Linked DNA regions of Homo sapiens: region 1 is linked to region 2. Evidence: chromatin loops called from intact Hi-C (ENCODE). Cell type or tissue: heart right ventricle. All regions are shown on one strand. Each heading gives the region's core, and the rest is flanking DNA. Links, peaks and the distances in the headings are about the cores only.

Region 1 (15,819 bases), core at 4,468-12,467, 270 kb before region 2:
AGGGCTTCGTGGAAGAGGTGGAACTTGGAGTGGCCTGGAAGAATCGCATAGAATCAGCAAAACCATGGAAACGACAATGAGCAGGGAACACACACAGGTCCCACTGTGACAGAATGCACATGGGTGATGAGCAGACATGTCCTCAGATGGGTAGGCAGGACCCTGGAAAACAGGAAATGGAGTCTGTGTTTGACAGCAGAAGCAACGGCAACCACTGTCATCTCATTCATTCATTTAATAATTGTTTATTGAGGGTATCATGTCAGGTGCAGTTCTTAGTGATAGTGACCTAGCAGTGAGTAAGCCAGGCTGAGTCCCTGCCCTCAAAAACCTCAAGATCCAGTAGTGGGCCAGATGGACATTCATGATGTTTAATAGATCAAGTAGAGTTCCCCTTCATTGATATCTATTTCTAAAGATGTCTGTCTTCCCTTCTAACAGATCTCTAAACGACCACGGCCCGAAGTGTCAGTTTCAAATGCTTGTTTCAGCTCTGCCCTCCCCACATCAAATCCCACCTCTCTCACGCTAAAGCATCATAATATATTTGTGCTGAGAGTTGCCTTAGAAATCATTCAGTATTCAGTTCACGGGGGAAGAAACAGAAAGCCCCTAGAGGTGACCTCATTAGCCTACAGTTGCCCTGAGAACTGGTGGCAGAAGCAGATTGGTGTCCAGCCTCCTGATGTACATGCCAGTGCTCTTTCCCCCAAGCCATGTGTCTCCTGGTCACGCCCTTTGTCCTTGCTGTCCTCTACTATTCTCTTCTGGAAGACTCACGATGAGAGAGCCGACTTCTCCAAGCTGCACTCCTAGCTCTCTGGGACCCAGCAGGGACCGCTGCCTTCCAGCCAGCAGTTTGAAGAAGGACAGCTACCATCAAACACAGACTTACAGCCTCCCTGATGCCCTGGATGCCAGGAAATGTCTGGACCAGTCAAGATAAGAGCAAGGCAGAGCCAGGAAGAAATGGGGACAGGAGTTCCTATTTAAATATATAAAGAATCCTTTCCTAGGTAGAGAAAAGTCATCTAGCAATGTGACTGATCACCTCTCCGTTTATCTGTTTGATCAACTGGAATTTCTATACAGAAGGTTTATACAAAGAAGCCACAAACAACCATTGTCACAATGACCCCTACATAATTCCTTGTGTAAATGCTCTGGAAATGCACCCAGAAGTCTGGAGAAGGTCCAATCAAACTGGGTGGCAGGAAGAAGCAAGCTCTGTTCTCAGATCTTCAACAGAATCACCTGGACCCTGGGGTTGCCACCACGCTAAGCCAAGGAGGCCTCTGAATGCACGGGAGTGCAGGGTCTGAAGGGAGTTGTTAAAAGGTGTTTCTTGATCCAGGACCATGTAAAGACCCAGGAGAAATAGGTATCCCAAAGAGAACAGCGTATAAGATTCACAAACCAATGACAAACACGCTGGGTTCGCTGCTGGTCTCCACAGTTGGTTGGTTCTGTAGGGCTCAGCTGCCTCTTTCTCTCTACTTCTGGTTTCAGAAAACACGAGAGAGAAGCCGAGTGCTCATGGAGTTTCCTCAAAGACTCAGCAAAAACTAGGCTTTGTGTTCTGAGATCAGGAAGTAACAGTGAGAGTCCAAAATTTTCTTCCCTGACAATGTCTCCTACTCAAGCAGGGCCTGGAAGTCACCCCCTAGAATCAAAGCCTTGACATATGCAAGCTCATAGTTTATTGCTTCTTCTCCCATCTGCCCGTTGACAGATAAATCCCAGAGGGAATAAAAACACATTGCCCTCAGCAGATTATTCTTCACTGAAGAATACCAGTCTTTTAACACTCCGCTACAGAAATAGCTTTCTGCCGGCTGATGGCTTGTTGCGCTGCACTAAGAGAGCCCGCACACCTCGAAGCTTCGTCAAGCAAAGCCTATGATTTCACAGACCCAGAAATGTTTTCTTTCTCTAAGCCAATAACATATGCTTGGGTTTATGCCAACTCTACCAGAGGCGCACAGATACAATGAGGCATGAAGTTCAGAATAATAGAAAGTAGAGAGTTGGAAAGCACAGGAGAACCCATCTAGACCAACCTGTTTTGTTGAAAAAGGAGCTCCCTGACCCAGAGAGGTTAAGGGTTTGCTGTGAGACGGTGCCCCTGGTTAAAGGCAGCATGAGATGCTGTCCTCTGATCCCCAGCTTCCTAGGGCTCTTGCCTCTAGGTCACACTGCCTTGAGGCCAGGAGCTGATATTGATTGAACAGATGTGAAAACAGAAGAAAAAAAAATTGTGGTGACTGCCCTCTGACAATTTTCCACTTTCTTTGGACCAATTTTCTTTGCCATTATCTGGAAAAAAAAAAAATGTCCAGAAGAGCATTTTAAATTCAGGAAGTGGTTCTGGAACTAGGAGAAGACACACCTTGATGACAGTAATATTGTCTAAGTGAGAAGGAACAAGCTCTTGAATGTTTCTAGAAAAACCAAATATGATAGGAGACCATAAAATTATACTTCGTCATATGGATTTCCAGTTTGAGAAAACTTAGTGGCTAAACAAAGGTGCCGCTTGAGAGATGCAGACAGAAATCAGCCTCTGCTTTAAGAACAAGTTGCTACGCTGAAGAATGAGAAGAGGAATGGGGCCCAGAGGCTGAAGGTCTGGACCAATCTCCCTTCCCAGATAAGCGCCTGGACCCTCGTTCCTCAGAAGCCACGTGTAATTACCAGCTCTTTTTGGCTACAGAGCACATGCCCAGGAGGCTTGGAGAAGCAGGAATTTAAAACATGCTAGTTTCAGAGCCAAGATTGGTGACAACACCATCAGTTACTGTTTGGGCTTCGGGAAGCCGTGGGCTGCAGCACTGGGTCTGGTGTCCTGGGCTGTGTGGGACCTCAGCAAGGTTGTTTCCTGAAATGAAAGCTCCTCTTCTGGGGGATGACACACCAGGACCACCTGCAGATGATGTTTATGAATCCCCCAGCAGGGGTGGATTGATCTTACAATGGGACTGTGTAATATAAACATTTCATTATTCTACAAAAGAATACACACAATACCACCTAAGGGTCTCTAAGAATAGGGTTGGAGAGTGACAATGAGAAAATGCCACTCAAAAAGAAATAGAGCCGCATTCCTTCTACACAACATTAATATTAACTTTACATACAGGGGAAAAAAATGGCATTTTACCTTAAGAGTTATTTGTAAACTCTCTCCACACCATGAGATAAAATCAGTGCAGAGCTCAGAGCTCTGAATTTCCTCATTTGGGGGCTAATAGACTTTAATGGGGGCTCTTCTTGGCATGCAAATGAACGTGTGTGTCTCTGAGTGCATGTGTCTGTGTGTGTACACACGTCCCTTTGAAGTTTATTTACTTGGTAGCACTAATTGTAAAAGGGCACACCCAGGGGAATTTAATGAGGCGACATGCTAGAATATAGACATTAGAAAGGGAATTAATATTTTCCTCATAATAGCAAGTAGGTGAAGTCAAGTATGAGGACAGAAGGAAAGAAAAAGGAAGGCAGGGAAAGAGGGAAGGAGAGGAGAGGAACAGGTTTTGATGATCGTAGATAAGAACCAATAAACACTGTTGCTTCACACTCCCGAGCATAACTTGGCAGAATTTATTTATTGGGAATCAATTGCTTTTAACCTAATACAATCTATTCAGTGCTTATTAGACCTAAAAAAAAAATCGTTTGCTAGAGATGCAATTTGAAAACAACACTGACTTCTAAACCAAATGGATGTTTTCTAAACCAAATGAGGTTTATGTTAATTGAGAGCTGAGTATATTCTAGAAACAGCAGGAAAGCAGACGACAAGCCCTTTGGTTTTGTCTGGACACCTTCCGGAGAGGTGCCTCTAGCAGGTGGGGGTGTGGATTCCAGTGAACTGAAATTACTGTATATTTGGGTATAAACAAACTCCATGTGGCATTGGGACTTATGACCACTGGGACTGCCTGTGGGAACATGCACAAGCTCAGATACTACAACCTGCGTTCCTGAGGTAGCCATAACATAACTACTTTAGGTGATTACACATCTACAAATGAAAATAAACTGTGAACAAGGCCTCATTCACACTGCATCAAAGCCTCCAGAACGTCCTTCAGAACAGAAACAGCAAGGCGAGGAAAGCCTCCAACATTGGGAAATCTCTCTACACAGACCTGTCCTTGCCTGCATCTTCTGCCAATGACCTCACACCTAGATCGTGATGGTCTTAGCCCTAGTCCATTAGCAGAAGGGAAGGATGGCTGGCAAAGAATGCTGCACAGAGAGGAGTTCCGTGTGAAATCATTGGCTCCAGGGGCTCAATCCCTGGTTGCCTGACCTTGAATTGTTCTCTTAACCTCTCTGACCTTCCATATTTTCATCTCTTAATAGTAATAGTTGCCCAGCCCATGCCAGCAAAGAAGGCATGAGGCAAACAAGGTAATTGTGTAGGCATGCTTTCTGAAATGCAAAATCCTGCAATACATTGTCATCGTAGTCTTTGGTTCTTTGAAGTCATCGTTATCTTTGGAAAAGGGAAAATTGAGACCTGTGGTTCATCAATTCAAACCTAGGGTTTCATGCACTCCTTGACATTCTGTTCCACTCAAGGTGGAAGATGAATTCTCACTCTGATGAAGAACTAAGCCATGGGGTCTTTGCCTGCAGAGAGAAGCTACCAGTGCCACAGACACAGGCCTCCACGGCGGTTCTCCCTGCAAAAGGCCACCGTTTGTGTCATCTTGATCATGGCCAGGGCAACATCTTCTTTGGCAAATAGTCTAGGAAGTGAGCCACGGGATTCATTCTGCATTCAAGTCACTGAAATTCCAGCTGAAATAAATGTTCAGCTGGAACATTTTTTTTGGAACATTTTTGTGGAAGAAAACAGTATCCCTCGTTTCTTATGTATCTGTTTAGTAAGAGTTTAAATAGCTGCTGACTCATACCAATTAATCACACTTGAAAAAAAAACCTAATCATTTTAACAAACAAAACTCAGACCTGTATTTAATTGCCATAAAATGGAATGAAACTAAACCAGGTGGATTTAAACAAATGTATGCCTAGAGCACCTATAACGGCCAGGACCCTCTGCTAAGTGGTTCTAAGAACACAGACGTGAAGAAGATACAGTCCCTAAAACACAATGCCAAAAATTTGGATTTGGATGAAAGCAACCAGCATAAGATTCAAACTCTTAGTTTGCCTAAAATCCTAATGTCTTTGAGCCGACAGATATCCTGAGGTTCTTTTCTAAGTCATTTGTTGGCAGATCTCTTCTGTAGTAATCGTACTTAGACCACCGTGCTTCCATGGGCCTCTGTGATCGGACTTAGGTAATCTTACGTTTCTTAGGAACTTGTTCACCTTTGAAATCACTTGAAACAGGAAATTCTCTGCTGTAGCTGCACCAGATGCCCAAGGTTCAGATTAAGCTAATTTCCCTTCTCAACCCTAAGGGGATGTTTTGAAGCTCACCATTCATACCTTCGGAAGATGATTTTCCTAGTCTGTTTGGGCTGTTGTTTATAAGCATTTGTGGCTTATAAACAACAGAAATGTATTGTTCACTGTCCTGCAACTCTAGAGCCTGGGAAGTCCAAGATCAAGGTATCTGCAGATATGGTGTCTGGTGAGGTTCCCTGCTTCATAGATGGCAGCTTCTAGTGGCGTCCTCGTGTGGCAGGAGGGGCCAGGGGTCTCTCTAGGGCTCTTTTATGAGGGCACTAATCCCATCCATGAGGGCTCCACCCCTATGACCTCCTCACCTCCTGAAGGTCCCATCTCCTAATACCATCGCCCTGGAAGTGAGAATTTCAACTTATGAATTTTGAAGAGACACAAACATTCAGACAGTAGCAATGACTGAATAATTACCCGCCACGTTTCCTCATTCATTCATTTATTCATCAAAATTGCTCTCAGTGCTGCTTCTCTGCACCAGGGGCTGTGGCCCAGAGGCTCTGGGCACATGAGAGTAGGGGAGACCTGATCCTTCCCCTTCAGAAGTCAGTAATGATAGCAAAGGAAAGTAAACACGCAGATACCTGCAGAGGGGGCAGCATTGGAGAAGAGGGAGCCACCGCCCATCCCCTAGGCTGCTGGGGGATGGGGATGGATGACAAGGAAGGCTTCTCATTTTAGAGGAGCCCAGAAGAATAAGCATCCTGTGCTCGTTCCTGCATCCTTTCTGATTGGCCTGTTCTTCACCCCGAATCTCAATTTCCTCCTCCCATTCTCCACTTGATGCAAGGTTCAGTGTGCTGAACCTTGCTGACTCTGCCACACTCGCCTGCTAACCATCCTGTAGACACCTGCATCCTCTGCTCCCAGTATGTCCCATGGGCCAGCACAGGCCCCATCTCATCTTCCTCAGCAGGATTTCCAGCCATGTTGCCAGTTGTGGGAAACCCTAATGAATTGGGAGGTGGGTTGGAGGTGAGGGCTCCCTCCTTCTCACCTGGTGGCTGGATCAGGATGAAGGGCATTTACCGGAGCACAATGCTGGCAGTCCCTTGGTGTTTCATTGTGGGGTGGCATCTCGTGCACAGCTTGCCCTCCTCCCCATTCCTCACATTGCCGTCTCCTGCTTCAATCCAGCAGGCTGCTTAGATGGGTCCTGGCAGCTCAGGGAGATATTTGCTCTGCTCCTCCTTTCCTTTGGGGTGGTTTTCTTCAACTCGCCTCTCCTGTTGAAGTTCTAGGGCCTGGGGCCTGAGACTCTTGTGGGGCCAAGGCAGTCCACAGCCTGTTTGTGTTCCCCACCTTCGAGCCTCCCTCTCTAGAGAAAGAGGCCAATGGCACTGTGTGGTCCAGTCTACCTACCTGGAGATGACCGTGTTCCATGTGTGAACTGACACGGCGCTTTGGTCGGCATCTTTGCCTCAGGAAACTGGGAGGATGCCACGTGGCTGGTGAACACCCTGGAGATCAGGCGTCTGGATCTGGCTGAGCAACACAGCTGTGGCACAGCAGAGCTGTCAGGGTCTCCGCCTCCTCTGCACCCAACACCTTCAACATCTATCCCCAAATCTCACTGTGTTCCTTCCTGCTTTGGGGTGTGATTTTGTGATTTTGATAGACCATCAGCTCCCCGAGGACAGGAATCATGTCACCTAGAGATTTGTGACCTTCATCACACTCAGCTCAGCATAGAGCCTTGGGAGGTGCTCTGGGAAAGCATTTGCTGGTGGGCTGGCCATCCTCACCAGCCTGGTGGGGACCCGAAGGCCACACCTGACCTGACACCCACTGCTCTATGCTTCTGTGACACATGCCAATTTGTGCAATCTCATCTCGTGACCAAGCGCAGCTCAAATACATGCACCAAAGCAGGGACTTGCACACTTGTTTTACTATGATCCACGGTGAGAAATACGTTGACATGACCTCCCATCACTCACATATGTAACGGAAACAAGGGCATCGTAGATGAACCTTATGCTATGGGATGTGCATTTTCTGTTTTTTTGTTTTGTGTTCTAGTCTACTCTGATCTTTCTGTTCTAATCTGTCTAGTCCGTCTTTCCTATTTTATTTCTTAAATGCCAGCAGTGTATTCGCTAAATTGATGCCACAACCCACCAATGATTGCAAAACTTTGTTCTGCAAAGTTTCCTGACATCTTGGAGCTCTGTGGGGGAAATCCTGGGTTGCAAAAACAAATAAGGGTGCAGTCCTAGCCCCCAGGAAGCTCACTTGGGAGTCAGGTGGGGGTGGGGAAGCAATCACATTAAAAATCATAACATATTTTCTCATTAGCATTTTCAAAATTAATACGCATTATGCAAGCAATGTGTCTTTTATTCCTAGAAAAGCTGTTACTAAATCAATGGTGTGTGTTACCATGAACAGTATCTCAGAAATGAGGACACGCAGTGTGGTGCCGTGCTCTAAGGATGGCAGTCTTCATCTAACTAGCTTGCCTAGGGCTCCCACTCTGAATGCCCCAGGTGGGCCACTCAGCTCATCTCAGGACAAGTCACCTGTGCCTCCCAGATGGCTAGAGGGTGACTCCCTCTACCAATCACCATTTACAGGAATCTTCAAGGAGAACTTCAATTTGGACTCCTGCCAAGTGAGCACTACCAAAGACCTTGATGCCAATATTACTCCACCAGGCCAAGGTGAACAAACTTTTACTGGAAAGGTCCAGACAACAAATACTTAGACTCTGCAGGTCATATGGTCTGAATCACAAATGCTGAATTCTGTTCTTGGGGCACGAATACACAAAGAACGAGTGTGGCTGTGTTCCCATAAAACTTCATCTGTGGACATTGAAACTGGAATTTCATATCATTTTCACATGTCATAAAATATTTATTCTTCTTTTGATTTTCTTTTCAATATTTAAGAATGTAAAAACCATGCTTAGCTCACAGGCCATACAAAAACAGGCTGGAGCTGGATTTGGCTTCAGGAACCGTAGCCTACTTAGCTCTGTTCCAAGCCAATCAGACCTTCCAGGATGGAAAATATTTCATATCCACCAGGAGCTGAGATGTGCCACCTTCAGCCGCATTAGACTCTGGAACACAGACAAACAGAAGAAGCCATCCGGTAGTTTTCTCTTGATGTATATACCACAGAAAAGTCATGTGGTGAATACAGTGTTGATGAAGAGGTTTTCGCCTGGGGCAAAACCATCTTAAAACTACTATAGTTTTCTAAAAGAGAAGGAGAAGTTACAGATGGAAGGGCTGGCACTAGTGCTTGTGGGCACAACTCCTTTCGGGATAAAAGAAATAAATCCACCTTTTAAAGCAATCAGGCAGGCTCAGCCCATCATGTGGATTTTTAATATTGCGTGTCTTTCCAGGATAAACTGTCACCTTGTTTCACATTGTATTAATCCAGTCTTAGCTATGATGGAAAATGTTCATAAGCCAGGGGGCAGCAAGTGCAATGAAGTGTTTCATTAGCCAGATGGGTCCTGATTAACCTCCAATGTCCAATGAGCAGCTGCACAGACCAGGCTCATTACTGTGTGGCTGGTGTACCAGAGTGTGGCGCTGGCCAGGCACGGTGGCTAACAACTAAAATCCCAGCACTTTAGGAGGCCAAGGTGGGAGGATCACTTGAGGCCAGGAGTTCAAGACCAGCCTGGGCAACATAGTGAGATCTTGTCACTACAAAAAAATTTTTTTTAAATTTAAACTTGGCCAGGCATGGTGGTGCATGCCTGTAGTTCCAGCTACTTGGGAGGCTGAAGTGGGAGGGTCGTTTGAGCCCAGGAGTTTCAGGTTGTAGTGAGCCATGATCATGCCACTGCACTCCAGCCTGGCTGACAAAGTGTCTAAAAAAAATGTGGTGCTAAGTACTTGGGCAGACCTAGGTGATGTTCTCCACCCTCGTACTGGGACCTACATCTGTACCATTTCTTAAGGCGTTAAAGAGTGCAGGACGCAACCAGACAACTTGGTCAGCCCTCCATCACACCTGCTCTCTGTTCTTTTATTTACCACATTCATACATGCTCATTTTTAAAAGTCAATCCAGAAATGTCCATGCTAAATAAACAAAAGACGCTGCCCTGCCCCTTCCTCAACCAATTTCATTCCCCTCCCTCACAAAAAATTACTGCGGGCAGCTTGGCATGCCCTGTGTAAACACACACCCACACGCACAGACACCATGTATGTGTCTGTGCCATTGTCATGTGTTTTGAGCTGTTTCCCAGCACTCTGTGTGGTGACCTAATGAGGCTCTCCATCCTCGTCGGCGCACATGGAACCCCCTCGTTCTCACTGAACAGCCTCAGGCTCCTTCACACGCTGCGTCTTCTTTACAGCCTGCCAGTTAAACCCAATGTTTTTACCTTGGAAAATGTCACGGGCTGTTCTCCAGAAGCAGCAGTGAGCTGGTTCATTGACGTTTGGTGACTTGTTCAGTTGTGCTCCTCACATTCCATTACTGCCACACCTACAGACACGTTGGTGTTTCACAAAAAGGCAAATTCCAAAAGGCGACTGGGAGGAGCTTGCTAGCCGAGGCTCTTCTGCAGAGTGTTTTTTGGTCTTAATGCTTCTGAAATGCATTTTAAAATAAGCCAAACTGGTCATGTGGCACCTGTGATATTATCTAGAAAAGTGTGACTTGAGGGAATTTCTCCAGAATCAAAGATGTCTGAACGTGTCTGCATGAACAGAACCCAGGACGCTCCTTACTAAGCAGGCTCTGCAGAACAAACGCAAGCCAGGAGGAAAAGAGGAAAACGTAGGTTGGTGACATGGTTTGGAATGGGGAAGTTCGTGTGTGTGTGTGTGTGTGTGTGTGTGTGTGTATAATTTCGTTGAGGTATAATTCATATACCACAGAATTTCCTTTTAAATATACAACTGGCTCATTTGCAGTAAGTTTTTAGAGTTGTGCACCAGCATCACAAGCTCATTTCACAACATTTCCATCACCCCAAAAGAAGCCTCCTGCCATGAGCAGACACTGCCCACTCCCACTCCGAGCACAACCACCACCACCCATCTACTTTCTTCTGTACATATTTGCCTTTTCTGGAAATTACATAACGTGGAATCGTGCAATATGTGGTATTTTGAAGCTGGTTTCTTTCACTTAGCATCATATATGTTAACTATTTTTTTTTTTTTTTTGAGACAGAATCTCACTTTGTTGCCTAGGCTGGAGTGCAGTGGTGCCATCATAGCTCACTGTGGCCTCAATCTCCCAACCTCAAGCCATCCTTCTACCTCATTCTCTCAAGTAGCTGGGACTACAGACAAGTGCCACCATGCCTGGCTGATTTATTCTTATTATGATCATTAATTATTTGTTTATTTTTAGTAGAGACAAGGTCTTGCTGTGTTGCGCAGGCTGGGCTCGAACTCCTGAGTTCAAGCGATCCTCCCACCTCAGCCTCCCAAAGTGCTGGGATTACAGGCGTGAGCCACGGCACCCAACAGCACTTCATTCCTTTCTGTGGCTGAGCATTCTTCCATTGTGTAGATATAGCATATTTTGTTGATCCAGTTGCTGGTTGATGGACATTTGGGTTGTTTCCATGCTTTCGTTATTACAAATAATATTGCTATGCACCTTTGTGTACAGGTCTTTGTGTAGACATATGTGTCACATATTTTCATTTCTCTTGTGTAGATAGATACTTAAGAGTGGAATTGCTGGGTCATATGGTAAATCTATGTTTAACATTTTAAGAAACTGCCAAACTGCTTTCTAAATTGGCTCCACCATTGAAAGTATGTAAATTTGCTACTAGCTTACAAAATACTTAATTGAGGCATAATTGACAAACACAGAGTTGGACATATTTAATGTGCGCAATTTGATGAGTTTGGAGATACACATGCAGCCATGAAGCCATCACTGCAGTAAATGCCGTAAATATATCCATCACCTCCACAAGCTTCCTCTTGCCCTATTCACTGATTTTGATAAGAATACTTGGCATCTACACTCTTGGGAAGTAGTTAAGTATATAAGGCAGGATTGTTACTATAGGCGCCATGCTGTACCCTAGATCTCCAGCACTTACTCATCCTGCAGAACTGACACTTTGAACCTTTTGACCAATACCTCCCCCTCTCCTCCTGTCCCCAGCACCTGGTTACCATGATTCTACTGTCTGCTTCTATGAGTTATACCTGACACTAAGACTCTTAGGAAAAAAAAAAAAAAAAAGACAGAGAAAAAGCTTCCTGACTTTGGCCTTGGCAATAATTTTCTAAGTATGACCACGAAAGCACAGGCAACAAAAGCAAAGATAGGCAAATTGGATTTCATCAAACTATAAAGGCTCTGTACAGCAAAGGAAACAACCAACGAAAGGAAAATGCAACCTACAGAATGGGAGAAGATATTTGAAAATCATATATTTGATAGAAGATTAATATTCATAGTATCTGAGGAACTTTTACAACTCAATAGCAGAAAAACAAAATAACCAGATTGAAAACCGGGCAAAGAAATGGAATACGCATTTCTCCAAAGAAGACATACAAATGGCCAGCATGTATATGAAACAGTTGATATCACACTCATCATCAGGGAAATACAAATCAGAACTCAGAACCATGATGAAATTTATTTCACATCCCTTAGAGTGACTATTTCATATGTGTGCGTGTGTTTATGTGGGTGCGTATATATAGGTGTGTGTGTATATATATATATACACATAGATACATATATATAAGTAAAAAAATGTTGGCGAAGATGTGGAGAAATTGGAACTCTTGTACACTGTTGGTAGGAATGGAAAATGGTACAAGCATTATGGAAAACAGCATGGAGTTTCCTCAAAAAATTAAAAATAGAACTGCCATGTGACCCAGCAATCCCACTACTGGGTATATATGCAAAGGAATTGAAATCAGCATGTTGAAGAGATACCTTCTCTCCTGTGTTTATCGCAGCGTTATTCACAACAGCCAAGATATGGAATCATGTCTTTTGATGGATGAATGGATAAAGAAAATGTAGTATTTAAATATAATGGAATATTATCTAGTTTTAAAAAAAGAAGAAGAATCTGCCATTTGTGACAACACCAATGATCCTAGAAGACATTATGCTAAGTGAAATAGGGCAGACACAGAAGAACAAATACTACAGGTTCTCGCTTATATGAAAAAGACATTTGCTTTTCAAAAAAGATCTTGAGATTGTTATTTAATAGCCCAAGAGTAACTTAAGATTAATCATTGCAACTTGGCCCCGTTCTGGGGAAAAGGCATTTATTTGAAGTTATTGTGTAGATAACCAATGTCATTTGATGGTTTTGAGTGATTTATAATCCTGGGGATTTCCGTTCTCCTCTGATTTGAAACAACAAGCATATTCAGGAGACTTTGCCCCATTCTGACTGTTTCTATCACAGCTATGGTGCCTGGGTATTCTACCTTTCCAACACCAGCCTCTCGCTGCGTGTGTGAGAGAAAGAGATCAAAGCAGGAACAACAAAATCCAGATGCAAATTTACTACATAAATAAATGCTTTAATAGTCTGAAAATGTTTGTGACCTTTTATTTTTTAAAACATCTGCTCCTGCATTAGTCATGCTCTCTTCCAGTAATAATTAGCGAGTGTATTTATATATATCACTCAGGGCGAGTTCTTGTGATTTTTATGTGTCTAGTAGGGCTTTCCATCACAGCCCAGGAAGAAGGCCCCTTGAGAAGTTCTCCCTCTGGTCCACCAGCACCCCTTTCTCCTTTCCCAAACTCTCCCTTTCACCTGGCTCCTCCCAACCCTATGAACAGCTGAATCGCGTTTTCCTGCCACCCTCCTGAACACTGTCTTTCTGAGAGTGTTTTGAGAGTCTCTGATCACTCTCTTACTCTACTTTTTTGTTTAAAAAGCTACTTCTACTCTATCACTGAATGAACAAGGCTGTTGGTTTGCCTCCAGCAACCAGCAACCGTTTACGCTTCCTACACCCTAACCCTAACACTAACCCTAACCCTAACCCTAACCTTGAGCTGGGTGCAGGGGGCTTCTTTTCCTCTCTGTCTCTGGACATCTCTGGTGTACTTTTTCAGAAAGTCTTTTCTGACTCAGAGTAAAGTGATGTGGCCAGACACCAAGACCCAATCCGACCAGGACTTTCATCTTTCATAGGCCTCAAAGTAATGGAAAAGAGCTGTTTAAACTCAGGAGATTTCCTCCTGGCGTGAAAGTCGGTGACATGTTCCTTCCTTTTTCTTCCTCTCTTGCCCCCAGCTGCAGTAATGTCCTTCCTTTCCCACCTCCACCAGTGTCTTCTTCCTTGTTCCCACCCCTACAGTTCCTGGTATGGAGTAAAAACGGTAATATTCCTGCTGGGCAGACATCCTGTGTGCAATCCCAACCACAGCTCACAAGGTGAGTTCTCTGAGGGAGCGAGGCAGGTATATCAGAAAGGGATTTATAGATAACTTAGATGAATCCCTTTTATCCCTGGGAGCAAAAAGAGCTGCCTAGGGCTGTGAGAAGTGATGGCTTCACTGTCTCTCTAACAAGTTCCCCCAGCATCAAGAGTCATTTTCTAATTCCCCTCTTTCAGTGTGGTTGGCCCTGTGGTGACTACCTGTCGTGGCTTAGAACTCTAAGGCATAGTTCCTTAAATATTTGATGCCTCTCATCTGCTGGAGGAGAGGTACTAGAATTAGCCCCGCCCTTGAGGTCATCCAGTTCTTTTGTTCTCCCAGTATTGGTATAGTGTATGTAAATTTCTTTACTCTTGGAATAGGCCGATTTCAAAAGGAAGTCTCTAGTTGGCAAAGTGGCATATTTCTAGTGAATTTGGACTTTTCCTTGTGTCTCACAAGATATCCACCCTTCAGAAGTGGGATCCCTGGACTTTTAACCTAGCTATCCTATTTGCAGGTTGGCCCCATCACCCCAAGCATCTCCTTCTCTGTATCCCCATCGGAAATATCATATCTTTCCCAAAAGGGATGGAGAAGAACATCTTTTCTTGTGGAAATATGTCTCCCTCCTTGAATCTTTTTCCTGCCACACCCCATCAATGCCCCACAGCTGAGATGCAAATGTTAACTAGTCCTAGGCCCCAGCCACGTAGGAAGTGAACTCTCTAGGTTTAACCTCTCCTCCCATACCAATGGGTAGCATCAGATCTAGTCCAGTGAAGAGGAGGGTAGGTCCTTCAAACCAAGGTCTTTTCCAATATCTCTTAGTTTATGTTTTGGCTGAAACCCAACTAAATTTAAACTAAAACATCAACATCAAAAGATATTACGTTGCTTAGCCATGTCGCAAGCTCAACTTTAAAAAGAAGAATGTCTTTCTGTCAAACAGAGTGGTTTTGAGTCATTGTGGTCCAAACCCATGAAAAGACAAATCTCTCCATTATGATGGCAGCCACTCTATTCATGGAGTCCAGAGATCCCCAGTATTGCACAGAGGCACAAATGAGCATCTCCCTGCTTCACCCAGAGCCTGGGAACATGAAGGATCAGCCCTTGATCAGATGATTTTAAGCTGCTGCTTCTTTTCATTAGGAGATGCTGGTTTGGAGACAAGTATGCTCTCATCCTGGACTCGCCAGCCTGGACCACAGTCTAGTCATGGGCTGCTGCTTGGACCAATCAGGGTGCCAAGTCCCAGGCGGGGGCTGGGAGAGGAAGGTGCTGGGCATCAGTGTGGTGTCTGTACCAACAAGGAGGAAGGAGAAAGTAAAGATGAAGACAATACCAAGAGGCAATAGTGTGCAGAGAGGAAAGCGTCCTGAGTCTGGCCACCATTTGTAGAAGTGACACATGAAAGTCAGACATTCCATAGTCAGAATCTTTCCACATTTGATAAAAGAGTGTGAATATGTTAGTCCATCATCCAAATGATTTATAGTATGTAATGCCAGCCCTCACTTATATGAAGGAATTCAACCAATGAGCTCAGACTCATACAAAGAGCAATGTGTGAACTCTAGTCATTGCTAGAGTACTCAGCTGAACCTCAAAACTTGAGTATTAGTCCCCTTGGAATCTCATGTTAAAACTGAATCCCCATTGTAGTGATATTAAGTGGGTAAAAATCCAACTATATCTGGTATTTGAGAGGTGAGACTTTTGGGAGGTAATCAGGATTAGATAAGATCATGAGGGTGAGGCGTTAGTGGTTTAAAAGAGAAAAAAGAGAGACCGGAGCTGGCATGCTCAGCCCCCTATGAGGTAATGCCCTGTGCCACCTAGGGATGGTGCAGTGAGTCCCCACCACAAGAAGACCCTCACCAGATGCAGCTTCTTGACCTTGGACTTTCCAGCCTCCAGAACTGTAAGATATAAATTCTTTTTTAAAATTAATTACCCAGTCTCAGGTGTTCAGTTATAGCAAGAGAAAAAGGACTAAGACCTCCTCTCTCCAGA
Region 2 (15,819 bases), core at 6,152-14,151:
TTGTTTCTTTGGGTTTGTTCTGCTGTCTTTGTTCTACCTTCTGAATTTAATATTAGCTTCTTTGTCATCAATTTTTCTTAATTTCTGATCATTGGTTTCAAAGCTATAAATTTCCCTTGAAGTAAGGCTTTAGCTGCACTTTGACATGATGTGTTTTCTGTGTCAGCAGCTCTTAATTTCCCTTGTGATAAGCTTGTTAACTCAATTGTTATTTCATAATTTGGGGGCTTTTTGATGGAGGAGGAGTGCTCCCAAATGTGTTTTTAGGCTGTTATTTTTATGTCCTTGTAATAAGCATCTAAATTTATTGCACTGTGATGAGTAAAGGTAGTTCATATCATGTTAATTCTTTGGAATTTATTGAGATTCCTTTGTAGCCTAGTACATGGTCAACTTTTTTGAGCATTTCTTATGTGCTCAAAAAAATATGCCTAGTCTGTATTCATTACCACTGGTTTCCAAATTGAGTTCAGCTGACAGGCTACATCAGCCTCATATGAATCACTGTTTAAAAATAGAGTGCCCTAGACCTCACCCAAAACTACTGCATCTCAATCTCTTAGGTAAGGCTCTAGAATCTGTGTATAACCAGCACCACAGGGAATTCTAATGGCAATTTTAGGAGGCAATCTCCTTTACTCCTACCCCACTGGGCCCTCATGTTCAGACAGGATCAGACTTCAGACGTATAATTTCAGACAAATAGGATCCTAACATCTTAAAGAAAGAGATTTCACATCCTCTTATGCTGAGTTTTTCTGACATTCAAGGTCATCTATATTAGATTACTCTTCCTTATCTCCACCCTAAATGCCTCATGCTAATATATCAACCCACCACTGTCTATTTGACATGCATGGATGCATGCTCCTTCCTTCCTAAAGACTCAGATTCCATTTATTAATCCCATGAGACATGTTAGACCCTAAGACCGTGTGATTTAGGGGAGGTTAACCCCATTCCCCCCTTCACAGGAGCATCCTGAGTAGCCCAAGTCAGCTCCACCGCACTTGCCTATGATTGGCATAGGTAATCTATAAGTGTCTTTTCCCTGGAGACTGTTGCTTGTCCAGGGAGAAGCATGGATCTAAACTGGCCCCAAAAAATAAAGACAGGAGAACCTTCATGCCACTGATAAAGGATATAATTTTTTTCTATTTATAACCTTTTGGATATAAACAACAAAATCACATACTTTCACTGACACTATCTTACAACCAGAACATAAATGAGTTCTAGGATGAAATGGATTCTATAACCATCAAAGTAGAAAATTAGAAAGAATTTGAGTCCTTTGTGATACCACTGAGCTGCTAACACAACCCACTCCAAAACTTGCCCAACTCCAAGACTTCCTGCTACGTGAGATGATGACTTAGCGTTCCTGCCTCCATAAGCAAGGATTTCTGTTGCTTGCAGCCTAAAGCATCCTACCTGATACTCTTCATTCTCTTTCACTGTGGGTTAAAAATTCAACAAGCCACTTTGGATTTGGGAGGTATGAATCTTTCACCAACTCAGACAACAACTAAAATCCCTCTTCAGCCTTCTCAAAACCTAATGCTTCTCAACCCTGTAAGCTTTCATCATAAGTGCCCTCCTTTGTCCCTTTAATCAGTCACAGTTCTCTTCTGTATCACGCAAGGTTCCAGGTCCTTCCCCAGGATGCTGAATTCCAGACATGGATGCATTATCTAGCACGGTTTGGATACTGCCAAACTTTATAAGAATTTCCTCCAATCTGTCGCATATGTATACTAATGCTATGGCCAGATTTCAGGGGCTACAGAGTTTAGCAATAATGTGACTGTGTCTGAAACGGAAAAAGTCAACATATCTACAAATGGGTGCCACTTAAATTTGAGTGGCTCATGTCGAAATGGAGACAGTCAGGTGCTGTGGAAAGCATAGCAAGCGACTGTGGCTGTAACAGAATGGTGGGTATTTCAGGGGTGACTGCCTAGGAAAAGAAGAGCCCAAGAGTCAGACATGGTCACTGTGTATCAACACTCTCTCTTTCTGAACAACCAGCATCTAGAGTGGAGAAGGGCAATGGGGGAGGCTCTCTGGTCCTCTGATGTCCTTTGAATGTCCCAATGGCATTTCTTAGGGCCTTTGCATGTCCTGCTCCCTCTGCCTCTGACCTTCCCATAGCTAGCTCCTCTCCATTCTCAAGTCTCAGACCAATGTCTTCCCAGAGAAGGCTTTCCTGATCACCCCCAATGTCCATTTGTCTATCACATCACCCTCATTTACCATGATCATGGACTGACTTTCTTGCTTAGGTACTGCCGTCCCCATACCACTTCTCTCTATCTGAAAGCTTTTGCATATTTGCTTGTTGTCTATCCAATCCCCCAAATTTAAGCTTTGAAAGTGGAGACCTTGACTGTTTTCTCTGAATGTTTCCCCAGCACTTAGACCAGTGCCTGGCCAAGTAGGCGCTTAAAAAATATTTGTGGGACTAAGGAATTGGATGATAAAATGAGAACTCCTGGGCCTAGGTCAGCCCCAGCCTCCAAAAATGTTGTCAGTACCCCGTGTCTGTGTCCTCTGCTCCCTCCTGTACACTGGCCCCAGTGTCTTCCATTGTACATGAGCTTCACCTAGAAACCAGAGGAGTGATGATGTGGCCATGCACAGTTCCAAGTGTGTATCCTTAATGCTCATAATCCCAGAGGGAAAAGAGTGAGCCTCTCTCTCATTGCCTTTACTAACAATCCCAGGGAAACACTCTATGTGACAGAGGGTGACCCTGTGCCTAGACTTGGCCAAGTACTGTGGCCAGAGGACAGGTAGAATAGACATGCATAGGTCACATGACTCTCTACGTCTAGGGTGTCATAGCAGTGTGGCTACACTAGGACAACACTGAATGGGAGAAACAGAGTTCTCTCTAAGGATACGAAGATGCTCTCACCAGTAGAAAGAAGAAATGTCAGGCAAACCAAAGAACCAAACATCTGCAAAATTCTCCAGATGTAGCAAGATATTTACATTCATATCCTATCTTCCAGCATACTGCCCTCTTTCCAAATTCCCCATGATTAATGACAATGTCAAACTGCATTGGCCTTAGGGTTGACTTTCAATCTTCCATGACTCCACTTTTCTCAGTTCCAAAGAGCAAGGGTGACTTCTACCTCTTCCTCTTTAAAAGATTAATAGGAGATTTGCCAAGTTGTTTATGTTTTCTAGAAAAAACAGTGAATAGCAAGTAAACGCTGTGCAGGTTATCACATAAAAAGAAAAATAAATTTAGAATCTTTAAAAATAAATTAAATTCTCAAAGTAATATTTAAAACTTTAAAAACTAGTTAATATTTATGATATTTTGTTACATAAGAAAAATAGGCTAAGGAAAGATGGGGAAAGAATCCTACTTTTGTAATGTGATTATATTTATATAAAGAAAAACAAAAAATAAATCATGGCTTCATGATGACTCTCATGGACCAAGGCACTTATGCCTTCATGGGTCACTTCATCCCCAAAATATTAAAAATCGCATATTTTTGAAGGTGTTACTATAAAGACAAATATATTAATCTTACTTAAAAAAAAAAAGAAGTCATTTAAATGGCAGTCTTGAAGGTAACTTGAATGATGCATATGAACTCCTTGGCATTATTTGAGTAACCTTATTTCCTCTATTTTCATCAATTGAAATTCCACTTTTAACTCAAGGTATAAAAGTGAATTGCGCTATGTCATTGTGCTAGGAGAGTTTTAAAAAATTAGAAAAGTGAATGAAAACTTGAAGAAAAAGTGCAAATAATAAAGGCCAGAAGAAATGTTTTCAAGTGGTGTTATGACACTGCCAGCTCCAATTCTCACTTTGTAGAGACATCCAAAGTCTAGACATCAATCAGTTTTGGCCTCAAAATAATATCCTAGTTAGAAAGGGTTCAGGAATACATTATAATGAATTTGAGACACCCAAAATTGCTTATTATTTTTCCATTGCTATGAAATTACACATTCTGGTGTTAGCAAATAAAAACAAAATGAAACAAACAAAAAGAATAAATTTATTCTCCAGTCATGCTTACCTACTCTATACAGCTATATTCTTTCCCTTTTTATTAAATTCCTATTGCCATAAAATGCTTAACTCAACTGCATATTTTTTGTAACTGATTTACAAATGGAAAGGTTTCCTGTCTTGGATCTCTTCTGAGAGCCCTCCAACTGCAGAAAAGTTTTCCATAGGTAGAAACCACAAAACAAAAGAAGTTTATTAAATTCCTTTTTAGCCGAGCTCAGTAAGGCAGATTCCCTCAGGCCAATGCCAACATACGCCCTTCCACCTACACCAAGCATCTTACCAGAGATGGGTGATGGATGCATAAACCTTCTTTCCAGATGGAAAATTCTCCTAAAGAGAATCTGCCACTCCTTGCCTCTTTCGCTTGTCCCTTTCTCTGCCACCAGCACAGACTGTCATTCTGTCCCCTCACTCAGACAGGCACGGCTACCCACAGGTTCTACAGAGTCCCCTGCCTCCCTCAGCCTCCATCCCCAAATCCTGTCTGCCCAACTGGCCTGCTTAGCTTTCCACACCCATTTTGTTCCAAAACATGGGTTTCTGGAGGTTTTGTTTATATTTTCGGGTCCCCAAACAGCCTTCCCTTTCAAGGGAGAAAAAAAACTTTAGGAGCCCCCCTCCCCTTCTGCTGAATGAAAAGCTGACATATGGTAACCGCTCACAGCTTCTCAGGTGCTTGACATATTTTATAATAGGTCTAGAGACTTGAAGACTAAATAGGTGAATATCTGGCTCATCAAGCAAGTCAGTCTTTTTTATTTTTTTATTTATATTTATTTATTTGTTTATTTTTCGAGACGGAGTCTCTCTCTGTTGCCCAGGCTGGAGTGCAGTGGTGGCATCTCGGATCACCACAACCTCCGCCTCCCGGATTCAAGCGATTCTCCTGCCTCAGCCTCACGAGTAGCTGGGATTACAGGCGCGCGCCACCATGCTGGCTAATTTTTGTGTTTTTAGTAGAGACGGGGTTTCACTGTGTTGCCAGGCTGCTCTCGAACCCCTGACCTCGTGATCCGCCCGCCTCGGCCTCCCAAAGTGCCGGGATTACAGGCGTGAGCCACCGCGCCCGACGGGTCTGTCTTTTTTAAAGCCAAAAACTAGTCACCGCTGCAACACTGTTAGGATGCTGCTGCTGAAGGCCCCACCGGCATTCTCCCTCGCTAACGAAGAACCAACAAGGACCAAACGAAGGGGACATTTGCTTCTCCCAAAAATAGATTACCCATCCAACTGAGAAAATTAAAGGTTGACTCTAGTCTGTGTCCATGTTGATAGGGAAAGTTACTGCGGTACTAAGGTACCGTAGAAGAGACGGCCTAGTTGGACGTAAAAACACTTTGGCCACCAGCCTGGAGGTAAAACCCAAGCTACAAAAGCCAGTAATTAAAAGAAGAGTGAAAATGATCTGAGATAAAAGCTATTTTGTGCGGATCGTTTTAAGAGTTAAGAGTTTATGTGAATGGTTTATTTAAATGGCTATAAAACTGCAAAGGTGTTTATATATGTAAAATATGCATATTGGAGGAAGTCGGCCGGCAGCTTCACCCTCCTGCGGGAAAATGCAAAGTCCATCACCAATAGTCGGTCTACCGCAGAGAAGTCTGCAAATCCCAGGGGCCTGGAACTCTAAAAAGGCCATTCAAGCCTCAGGTGGACTCCACGTTTCTCCATTTCCCTGCCCTTCCGCTTTTCTTTCCTTAACAAGCTTCTTATAACATTTGCGTTTGATGAGGTTCAAGAGGTCACTTCCCCTCCCTCTCCGCCCTCCTCGCTCGGCGGAGCGGCCGCGTCCGGACCCCTTTCTGAAGGCCGTCCAAGCCCGCGGTGCCCGGCGGCGGCTGCGCTGCCTGAGGTTTCGCGCCTCGCGCCCGGCGGCCGCCGCTGCCGGGGCCGGTCTCGCCCACGGTGAGGTCAGCCTGCCCTTCCCTGCCCTGTGCCGCCTCGCGAGTCCTGGAGAGGCCCGCGCCGGCCTCGAAGCAAAAGACGACCGCCGAAACGCGACCGTTTACCGCCTGCTTTTTCCAAGCAAAATTTGGAGACAAGTCCCACCCGGGGAAGAACCTGGCTAAGGGTCGGACATGGAAGAGAAGACGCTAAAACAGAAATTGCCTCCCTGCTTTCCACCTGCAGCTTCTAGACGCCGCCCTCGGTGCCACCCCTCGCGGAAGGCGTTCTCCCACACCGGGGTCGCCACTGCGCCCAGCTGCAGAAAGCACTCCGCACCCCCAGCAATTCGGGGCATGGAGCCGGCGGGGGTGGCGCGGCCGGGGCCTGGAGAAGCAGCGCTGAGTCCGACACCGCCCACCAGGCCCCTCTTGGAGAACTAGACAGGCGACAGCACTCAGGACCCCGGCTGCGGCCGGCGCCGCGGCAGCCACGCGCTCCAGCCCGCGTGCACCTGCTTCGCTCCGCCGCGCTCCCGGCTTAAGCCGGCGGCTCCGGGGTCCTGCCCCGACTTTTCGTACTTTCTCCCTGCTCCGTGCCTAACTCAATTCTTAACCAAATCCTGAAAGCACAGGAGTTTGGTTGGGGCTGGGACAGGCGCAGGGACCCAATTCTCCCCAAGCTCTGCGGGCCACGGCCGAAACCACCCCGGGGAAAGCCGTAGGGGCGCGCCGGCCCACGCGGGACCGAGTTCAGAGGACTCTGCACCGTCAGTTTCAGGGCCGACGTTTATAGAGCGCTTCCCACGTGCCGCACGCGGTTCTAAGAGCTTGGCTTGTATTAATTCGTTTAATCCTCCCAGCAACACTGTTAGGCATTATAATGATCCCAATCGTAGAAGTCAAAAAACCGAGGTGCAGAAACAAAGTAACTTGTTCCAGATCACGTAGGTGGTAAGTGCAGGGTATTCTGGAGCAGGAGGGAGGGTGGAAAGCACAGAAAAAAAAAAATGAACTGGGAAAAGCGTTGACGTGCTTAGTATTTCATACTGCAGGTTCCACTTTCAGAGCCAGGCTGCGAGCCTACAGGGTAGAGTAGGGGTGCCGGGCCCCCTGGTGTCCTGGCGTACTCGGGGGGAAGACAGTCGCCGGCCGCCGGGCTCCTGCCACGCTGTGGCGCGCGTGGAAGGTGAGGGTCCTCCGCTGTCCCGCCGCCTCCCACAGGGCGGCCCAGAGCCTGCATCTTTTGCAAAGGGAACATAGGATGGAGAGAAAGAAAGTCCCGCCTGAAATAAGCAAACGCGGTGGCGGCTTTGCGGTCGGCCACGTCCGCTAGGAACCCGCGAGGCGCCCTTGCGAGCTGCGCAGTCGAGTTTTCTTTCCACTGCACTTTCACGTTCTGCCGGATGGGATTTCGGGGGCAGAAGACTCCTCGAATGCAGACCGGCTGTCTGTGGCTGGACCCCCAGTGCTGCAAAGGAATCTGATATACCTGGAGGAACCAACCTCGAGGTCCAACCAAGGGAAACATCCCCTCTCCTTCTCCCTCTCCCAGAGCTCCCTCTTTGCAGTGGAGCCCTAGAGAACCAACCCACAGCCCGAAAACACCCGGAGACCAGGGACCCCGGTCCTCATAGGCAGGCTCACACTTGTAGACAATGGACCCATATTTTCCTCATTAAAGACAAACCCAAATCCGCCTATGAGAGATTACCCAGGGAATGAGAGATCCCAAGTACCGTGAAACTTAGAGGGTGCCTTAAAACTAAAGTGTTTTTATTGGATTGAACCAAAAATAACTATAAATGTGTGTATGTCAGAATGTTAATACCTTTTTATAACCGTTATTTCACCTTTATAATAACTGTGGGAGGGGGCATCATTTTTTCTTACTTTTGTTTTCCTGATCCCCATTTTACCATAAAACAGAAACAAGCCCAGAAACATTATTAAGTGACTTAAGGTAATCAGGAGCAGGTGCACTTCTCAGACTGTAAACGAGGGCAATGTGACCACCGCATCGCCACTCATCTGTGCAGGGTGGCGTTGGGGGTGAGGGAAATGCTAAGAGCACAACATGGATTGTTGGGGGGCAAAAACAACAAATAAATCAATAAACAACTATTTGTGAAATATGTGTACGGAGTCCTCGGGGCAGGGGGCTGGATATAAAGCCAAACTTATCTCCCATGCTCCGTGGTCCACTCCCCATGACTCCTTCACCTCTCCAGCCTAGTCTGAAATTCTCCCTCAGGCACTTTCAGATGATATGAAAAATTCTTCCACAGCTAGCCACTGTCAGGAAAAAAATGATTTGGAAACTGTTGTACGGTGCACATGGACAATGCATACCTGCAGATATTTTCAAAGGACACGTGCTCTTGTGATACATTATGTTGTCGGGCATATATGGAAGGCATCCTGGGATTAACTCTGGTGACTGAAGGAAACAGCACTCCTTTTCACCGTTTACAGCCACTGCGTGTACCCGGCCTGCAGTGAGAGTGGGGGAGGGAACATTTGCCAGCCTTTCTGGAGATCCAGCAGCCAGAAGAAAGCCAAGAAACTCAGAGCTGTAAGTCACCTGGGGAAATGGAGAGTTCTGTTTGTAAAATACACATCCACAACAATGTCTCAGCCCTATTTTGAAATTCCTCATGGGAAGGTGTGCGTGCATATGCCAAAATGTAATCTTAGGTATGAGAGCTAGAACCGGAGATGTGGAGAGGAGTTACAAAGTGCGCTTTTAAAACATGATGTCTAGATTTCCTCTAAAATATTTCAGCAAGAAATGAAAACAGAAAGATGAATGAAGCAAGTGTGGCAAAACCTTGGTAACTGTTACATGTAGGTGATGGGCGTATGAGAGCGTATACTCGCTCCACGTTGGTATACTATGAAACTTTTTTCGTAATAACAAATATAAAAAGATCCTGCAGCCCCGGCTGAGACGCCCCGATCCACCTGGTGCCTCCCCTTTGTATCAAGCCGGCCCCACAACGACCCCTCAAGCTCCTTCCTGTCTTGCAGACTTCTACCAGGACGAGTTTAGACAGCTGCAAGGGTGTTCTTAAGAAGCTAAAAGAAATGAAAAATCACAATTTTTAAAAATCGCTGTCTTTCTGTCCCTGTAGCCACCGAAAGACGAGGTACTTCCTCAGGGACAGAATGCTGACGCCGCGCAGAGTCGGCCGAATCCAGCTTCTCCAAGGGCGGGCGGGTGGGATGATTTGTTGATTTGCTTGTTTTCCACCAAACCGCAGGGCACCTCCAGGAGCTCCGGGACAACTTACAAATGAAGACACAGAGCCCCCGTCCCTTGCTTCAGAGAACCAAATAACGGAACTGAATGATCGTTTCTTCAGCAAAGCCTAAAGACGCTTGCGTCCCGCGGAGAGGTGCCCACGCGCGACTCGGCTGCCCCCTCTTCTTGCGGGTCCGGGTAGGGTAGGGCGGGAACGCGGGACGTGCCCTAAGCGGGCCAGCCGAGCGCGAGACAGGCGATGCTGCAGAAGCCTGCCCGCCTGCGGGTCACACACCGGCCGGCCTCGGCTGCAGGGGTTGCGGGGCCACGGGTCGCGGGGCGCCGGGAGCCGCGAGCAGGTGACGGCCGCGCCGGGCAGCCCCGCGGGCCGCGATTCCCGAGAGCCTGGCGCCACCCCGCGGAAGCCGGAGGAACTGCGGCTTCTTCCCGCTCCCGCGCGGAGGGGAGAGGGAGGCGCAGCGCGGAGGGGAGAGGGAGGCGCAGCGCGGAGGGGAGAGGGAGGCGCAGCGCGGAGGGGAGAGGGAGGCGCAGCCCGCACCGCGCAATCCCGGGGCTCTGGCGGGAGGGAAGGTGACTTGCGTGGGACGACTCCAAGAGGCCAGGCCCGGCCTTCGCAGTTCACCCACGAGGATACCGCGACCAAGCCACCAAAGCACTCTCTGGCCAGGCCGAGACCCCTTTTCCCCCGGGCCCCAAGAGAAAAAAGCACTTTCTCCTAAAACACGAACTCCCCGCGGAGGGGCCCGGGGCTGCCTGGCACGGGGCAGGGTGTGCGGCTGCCGTGCGGGCGCGGGCCAGAGTCACGTGGAGGCAGGCGGAGAGGGCGAGGGGGCCCCCGTAAATCATCCTGAGGGATTTTTGGCCCAAGTCCCTGTTTCCGAAAGGTTGCGGGACGGCTTTGACGTTGATTATGTAGCTGTTCTCTTTTCAAGTGCGCGCCCCTCCCCACCGCAGCCCGTCTGGTGTGCGAGGATTGTGTTTGAAAGGGAGGAAGCATCCTTGAAGTGGTGGGTGATGGATTGTCTAAACCCTTCTGGGACGTTCTGGGTGGGGGTTTTCGAGGCAGCTCATCAATAAAGACCCCCCTGGAGAGAAGGGGCGGCTGGAGACCAGCCCCCGCCGCGCAGCCCCGAGGCCCCAGGCCTGGAACACAGTCCTCGGTGTGGGGCACAGGGCGTGAGGGGAGGATGAGCTCCCCCTGAGCAGATGGAGATTTCTCCTTGCCTGGGCCGTTTGACCCCCAAAGCCTTGCAGACTGGCCGCGTGGGTGCCATGGGGCGATTTCTTGGGAAAGGAGGGCAGCAGAAAGGCCCGTGGGCTCTCAGCGCCTTGGAGTCAGGGGAGCAGGAAGGGGAGTGGAGGTGCGGACACGCCTCCAGCCACCGTGCTCCCCTAGGAGGATCTCCCTTCAGCCCCTGTAGAACCCTGCATCTCAACCACCCTCGTGCATGTGGTTTACCTTGGCATAGATTTCCAAGCCGCTACAGAAAACCTGTCCACCTCCCCCAAGGTGGAGGCGGGAGTTGGGAGGCAGGGGTGCTGGAAAGGGTCACCTGGCTCAAGCCGACCCCAGGTCTGACGGGCGGAGAGCCTCGAGGGCCACGCCCCAGGCCAGTGGTGTCCTCTGAGGCCGCAAAGCCGACTGGCTTCTGGAGGAGCAGCAGCCTCGGCCTCAGCCTCGGCTGGGAAAAGACGCAGTCGGGGCCCTCCGTGCTCCAAACTTGAACTACTCTGGGTCCCCACGAGGAGGAGGCTGCCCTGGGGTCAGAAACTCCGACGGAAATGAAGGGGAGGGGGCGTAGGTTCCCTGGCACAGCTCGGCCTGGAGAGGCAGCCTGGGGGCCCAAACTCATCTAGGGCGCGCCCGGAGCTTCCCCGGCCTCTCTTGGCCCATCGCGAACGAGCTCCCCTCCCCGACTGGGTCGGCCTCGGGCGCCTTTCGCCTTCGCAGGCCGCCGGGGTTCCGCGGAGGGCTTGTGTCCCTCCCTCCCGCCGCCGCAGCCCGCCCGAAGGTCAGGCCGCATCCGGGGCCCGGGGCCTTTGGCCAGGCTGCGGGGAGGGGTGGGGTTGGGGGGCTCCCCAAAGCAGCTTCTCGGAGGCGGCGTCGGGGCGCCCTGAGGTCCCTAGTCGGCCTCTGGGCGCCGAGCACGTTTTATTTATCCCCACAGAGGATGCTGGAGGACAAAAGAAATATTTGGACGTCAGAGCTGATTTATATTTTTGGAAGAGCTACGTTTCCTTTTCTGAAGAGAAGCGAGCGCGCCCCATATCCTGAGCTCGGCGGGGAGGACGAGAGGGGAGTTTTGATGCGCCAGGAAGTTCATCTATCGCCCAGGCGCTCAGGACCCGGCGCCCCGCCGAGTTCGCCGCCCTCGGAAATATTTATTTATTTGGGGGAAGGGAGGGCAGCGGGGAGGAGACCAGCCAGACGGGAGAAGAAAGCCCTGCCCGGGCTGGGTTGGGACCTCCAGGGCGCTTCCCCGCGCGGCCGCAGCCGGCCAGCCTCTGGTCTCGGTTGGAGGGCATCGCAGGCGCGGCCTGGCGACCTCCGGGCGCCTTTGGCTGGTGTCTTCCGTAGCCCTCGGCGCGCACCCTCCCGCGTGCAGTGCCCGGAGTGACCTCTTCAGGCCCCGCGGGCGCCTCCTGGGTGGGCCCCGCGGCCCCTCCAACCCTGCCCAGCGTGTGTGCGCGGCCTAGCCATCTTTCTCCCCAGCCTGGGAAGGCGGGCGGGAGGAGGGGATCCGAGGCCGGGGGCCGCGGAGCAAAAGGCACGCGGACCCCTAAACGACCCCCGAGCGTTGCCACAGCCGGGAGGGCGGAGGGAAGGTGTGCAGAGCTCGGGGGTCTCCCAGGACGCAGCTTGGCTCCTACCGGTTTCCAAGGCATCTGCAAGCTCTGTCCTGCGACCTAAAGCATGGGGACGTCCCTTCCAGCAGCATCAGTGGGCGAAAAGTTAACATGCTGAGGGCCACCGGCACCCACACTTGCTTCCAGGAATACTTGCGGTACAGGCTTCCTGACTTATTTTCTTTAGCCGCTGGGTGCCCCCCCTTCTTCCCCCGTTGGGAGACGCAGACCGACTCTGTTCCAACCTAAGCCCCTTCTCTCTGCCTTTTGGACAAAGCGGGCCGCCTCTGCTCTCCACTCACTCCCCGCAACCCCGCAACTCGCCACCCCTAAACGCAGCGGGCTGTAGGCGAAGTCGAAGAGGTGCTCCGCCTGGTACCGCGGCCTGCGCACTGGGATCGGGGCCTGCAGGCCGCTGGGCTGGCTCCTGGGATCATCCCAAGGTTTTGGTCTCGCAACCGAGGGGACCCGCGCCCGGCAATTTGGGAAGTGCGGAAATGGGGTGAGGCCGGTCTTCGCTTGAGGGTCTCGTAGATTGGACCCCTTTTTCCCCCTTCAAGCACCCTCAGACCTGGCCAGTGGGTCATCGAGTCGTGCCCACCGCCCAGGCCAGGAGATCTGGGGCTACTGGGAGATCTCTCATGAAGGTGGCTATAAAAAGAGCCCTGACCGGGACACAAGCCTTTGGAGAGCGGAAGACTCTATCCAAATAAACACTGGGAACTGGGTGGCTGGTGTTCAGGCCCGGAGGTCTGGGGGTTTCTGGACCTAGGAAGGAGAGCAGACTCCAGGAGAGGTGTGAAATTCCCACTCCCGGCCACCTTGCTCTCTCCAACCCCCGCCTCCGCGCGTCCTCCTATTGCTGTTCCCGTCCGCATCTTCTGCTGTTATGTGAAGTTTCTAAAGAGGCCTCTGCAGCGTGCAGGCTGGTGCTCTTCCAGCATTTCCTCAATCACGCTGACACCCCCAGGCCCCAGCACTGAGTTCTCGCCGTCCACATTTAGAAAGGCCTCGCAGGAGTTCGAGAATCCTCTACACGACTTAACTTTGCGCCTAAATACAGAGCGAAAACAGGGGTCAGTCTCATTTTGAATTGGGAAGAGGCTTCCCTCCTCCCGGGCCCAGGCGGAAGGCAGGGAGGGGTGCGTCTTAGATGGCCGCAAACAGTGCGGTGCGGATGCGTCTCTCCTGTCGGTGACTGGTTTAGTCTAAGCCATTTCATGTGAAACCCACGAAGCAGAGGAAGCATGCTAAGAACACAGAATTTAAACCGCAATAATGAGGAGATTTCCTAGAATAAAACGCCGATTACAGAACAAAATCGGAGAAACCCAAGCTTGTTGAAGTTTACATTCCCTTGCGCTGGGGCAGGGGTGGGACCTAAAGGGTTGGAGGGGAAAGGAACCCGCAGCCCAGACGGGACAGTCAACCAAAGCGGGATGGAGAGAGGACCCATCGCGGCGGAGGCTGCATAGTTTTGGTTAACCAAGGACTGCCTGGGCTGATCTAGACTCATTTATATGAACCATACCTTCCCTTCCCGTAAGAAAAAAAATGTCAAGATTCATGTTATTTATAGGGAGTGAAAGTGAGTGAAGAGCTCACCCCCATAAGAAGGAACCCCAGTAGGGGGGTGGGGGAGCCATCCTAAGCAAGGCTCTGTTTCAGAGACAAACACAGCTTTCCTTTTAAACCCTGTCTGCTAACCAGAAATTAAGGTATTCCTCCCAGGGATACAGAAATTGACATAATTTGCTATCACATACATTCTTACTCAAGAGATTTGTATATATCAGTGATTAAAACAAAGCTCAGAGAGGCTTTGCTGTAATGCAGTGGAAGGAACACTGACTTTGGAGTTCCAGGCCCAGGCTGCTGGCCAGCTTTGTCACTTGCCCCAGCGTGACTTGTAGCCAGTCACCCAGTCTCTGAGCCTTAGTTTCCTCACCTCAAAAGGAGGATGATGATACCTGGGCCACTTGGTGGGTGACAAGATGGTACCTGCGAGGTCTGTAACAAACAGATGCAGGGTTTAGTCACTGTAGACGTGGTGGTGGTCTATGCCATGAGAATAGTTTCCAGAAGCAGAAGTGGGGTATCCAAGAAAGAGTTTTGGAGAGGAGCCTTCCTGCTGATATAACTTAAGAAGGCCCCCAAGCTGCTTATCTTTCTGGAGTTCAGGGTCTACAGGGGCAGTATGCAGACCCCTACAGAGAGGGAAGGCTTCCAGTCAGCTGACCGCCTCCTGGCCCTAACTGCTCTCCAATGTCCACTGCCTTCCCACGACCTGGCCGGCCCTCATAACACTCACCACACTCTAAGTGGGATTTCTTGCAAGTTTAGAGTTTAGGTAAAATGGATACTGCTGTTGCTTGGATGGAGAAAGGAGCCTTTTAAAAAAATCCCTCATAATTTAACCAGCTGAATTGGTAGAAGCTAAAAGAATCTGGGGTTTTTTGCTTGTTTCCTTGTTTGTTTTAATGAGTACCTGTGGACTTCCTAAAATCTCAGGCAAGTTGGAAGTATTTTTCTGGAAACTGGCTCCATAGCTTCCATCGTATTCTCAGAGGATGACCCCATAACCCCAAAACTGGGAGCTACTAGTATAGAAGGTTATCACTGGTCCTGCCTGGATTTTAAGGTTAGCGCCTTTTATTCTTCAGTCTCCGGGTCCTAAAACCTTTTAAGGCCTGCTCTTAACAAGTTGGATCTGTATTCCCTGAGATCCAAATACATATAATTTTCAGGCACAGAGAATCAGAGAGAGTCCATGGCTAAGTGACAATGAGTACTGAATGTTTCCAAAGCCCGTTGCCCACCGCCCCCACCTACAAATGAGATAATTGTCCTTTTCCCCCACAAGCTTCTCCCCTGGGCTCTTTCCATTTAAAGCACACACACACACACACACACACACACACACACACTGAACTCTATGTCAGTAGAGCTCCTTTAAGATCCTATCTGTCCTCCCCACTCCAGCTTCTATTTTATGAAAATAATTATATTTTAGGCACTTAGAGCATTGGTTTAGTGAACACATTATATTTACTTTCATATTTAGTTATGTATTTTTAAGTTATTCCACACAAAATGACAAATGAGGGCAAGAGAAAAAAATACCATGAAATATATGGGGACGCACCCCCCAAAAACGCTCAGCAGTCAGTCAGAAATTCTTAGAAAGTGGAAACAACTGCGAAGCCCTACCCCAACCCAATCAAAACATCCCACCCGGAAAAGAGCGACTTGTTTCTTTTTTCTATTGGAAATGAGTGGTAAACTGAGTTCGGTTTGGCGGTGTTTTCTTAGCTGACTCTCGGCTACAATCAAGCCATTTTCGGACACATTCCCATGTAGGTACCAGGGGTGCTCTGGAGGAAGCTGTCGACGCCTGTTCAGCTAATTTAGGTTTTCTTTGTCTAATTACTGTGGAGCTTAGGGAGAAGGAGCCGGCTCAGGGCAGTAAACTGACACTCGGTCTCTGTGTGTGGTATCCAGGCAGGGTTTGATGGAAAAAGCCTGCTTCCACTCAACCTCAGGTCACTGTCTGGGGCCAGCCCCGGCCCACCCCCCTCCCACATACCCCTCCCCTCCCCACCCGCCCTCTCTGCATCTACAGCCCCACCAGCACACTCAGCCAGGAGCAGTCCCCCGGCACTCCAGGGGCACACAGGGCTCCTGCCGCCCCAGGGGGCCTGCCTAGGCTGTGCGGCTGTGAAGGCTCTTTGCCTGGTGTCTTCCTCCTGATTACTGCACAACCTCCCTTTCTCCTG

What was found. Hi-C counts contacts between places; a loop is a spot of excess contacts. Peaks named below come from ENCODE experiments on the same cell type or tissue, not always from the same donor. Only the 100,000 strongest peaks of a DNase experiment are listed, where the experiment ranks them.
Region 1: it touches region 2 in a loop (2.4-fold over the local background); 4 of 110 quality-filtered maps call a loop at or near these places.

What each region holds. Positions count from the first base shown.
Region 1 is chr6:1,101,365-1,117,183 of GRCh38, forward strand. No RefSeq gene overlaps it. Among named protein-coding and RNA genes, the nearest start is that of LINC01622, 7.9 kb to the left of the region's middle. RefSeq lists enhancers at 1-279, 2,725-3,300. In heart right ventricle, for the core only: a CTCF peak has its summit at 8,878; no DNase peak of the experiment used is centred there; H3K27me3 peaks cover 1,544 bases.
Region 2 is chr6:1,372,403-1,388,221 of GRCh38, forward strand. All of the region lies in intron 1 of FOXF2-DT (FOXF2 divergent transcript), which reads right to left. Among named protein-coding and RNA genes, the nearest start is that of FOXF2-DT, 9.1 kb to the right of the region's middle. RefSeq lists enhancers at 5,659-6,172, 11,368-12,147, 12,148-12,927 and silencers at 9,436-9,535, 9,646-9,695. In heart right ventricle, for the core only: a CTCF peak has its summit at 9,593 (motif pointing left); DNase peaks (open chromatin) are centred at 9,059 and 9,589; H3K4me3 peaks cover 886 bases; H3K27me3 peaks cover 8,000 bases.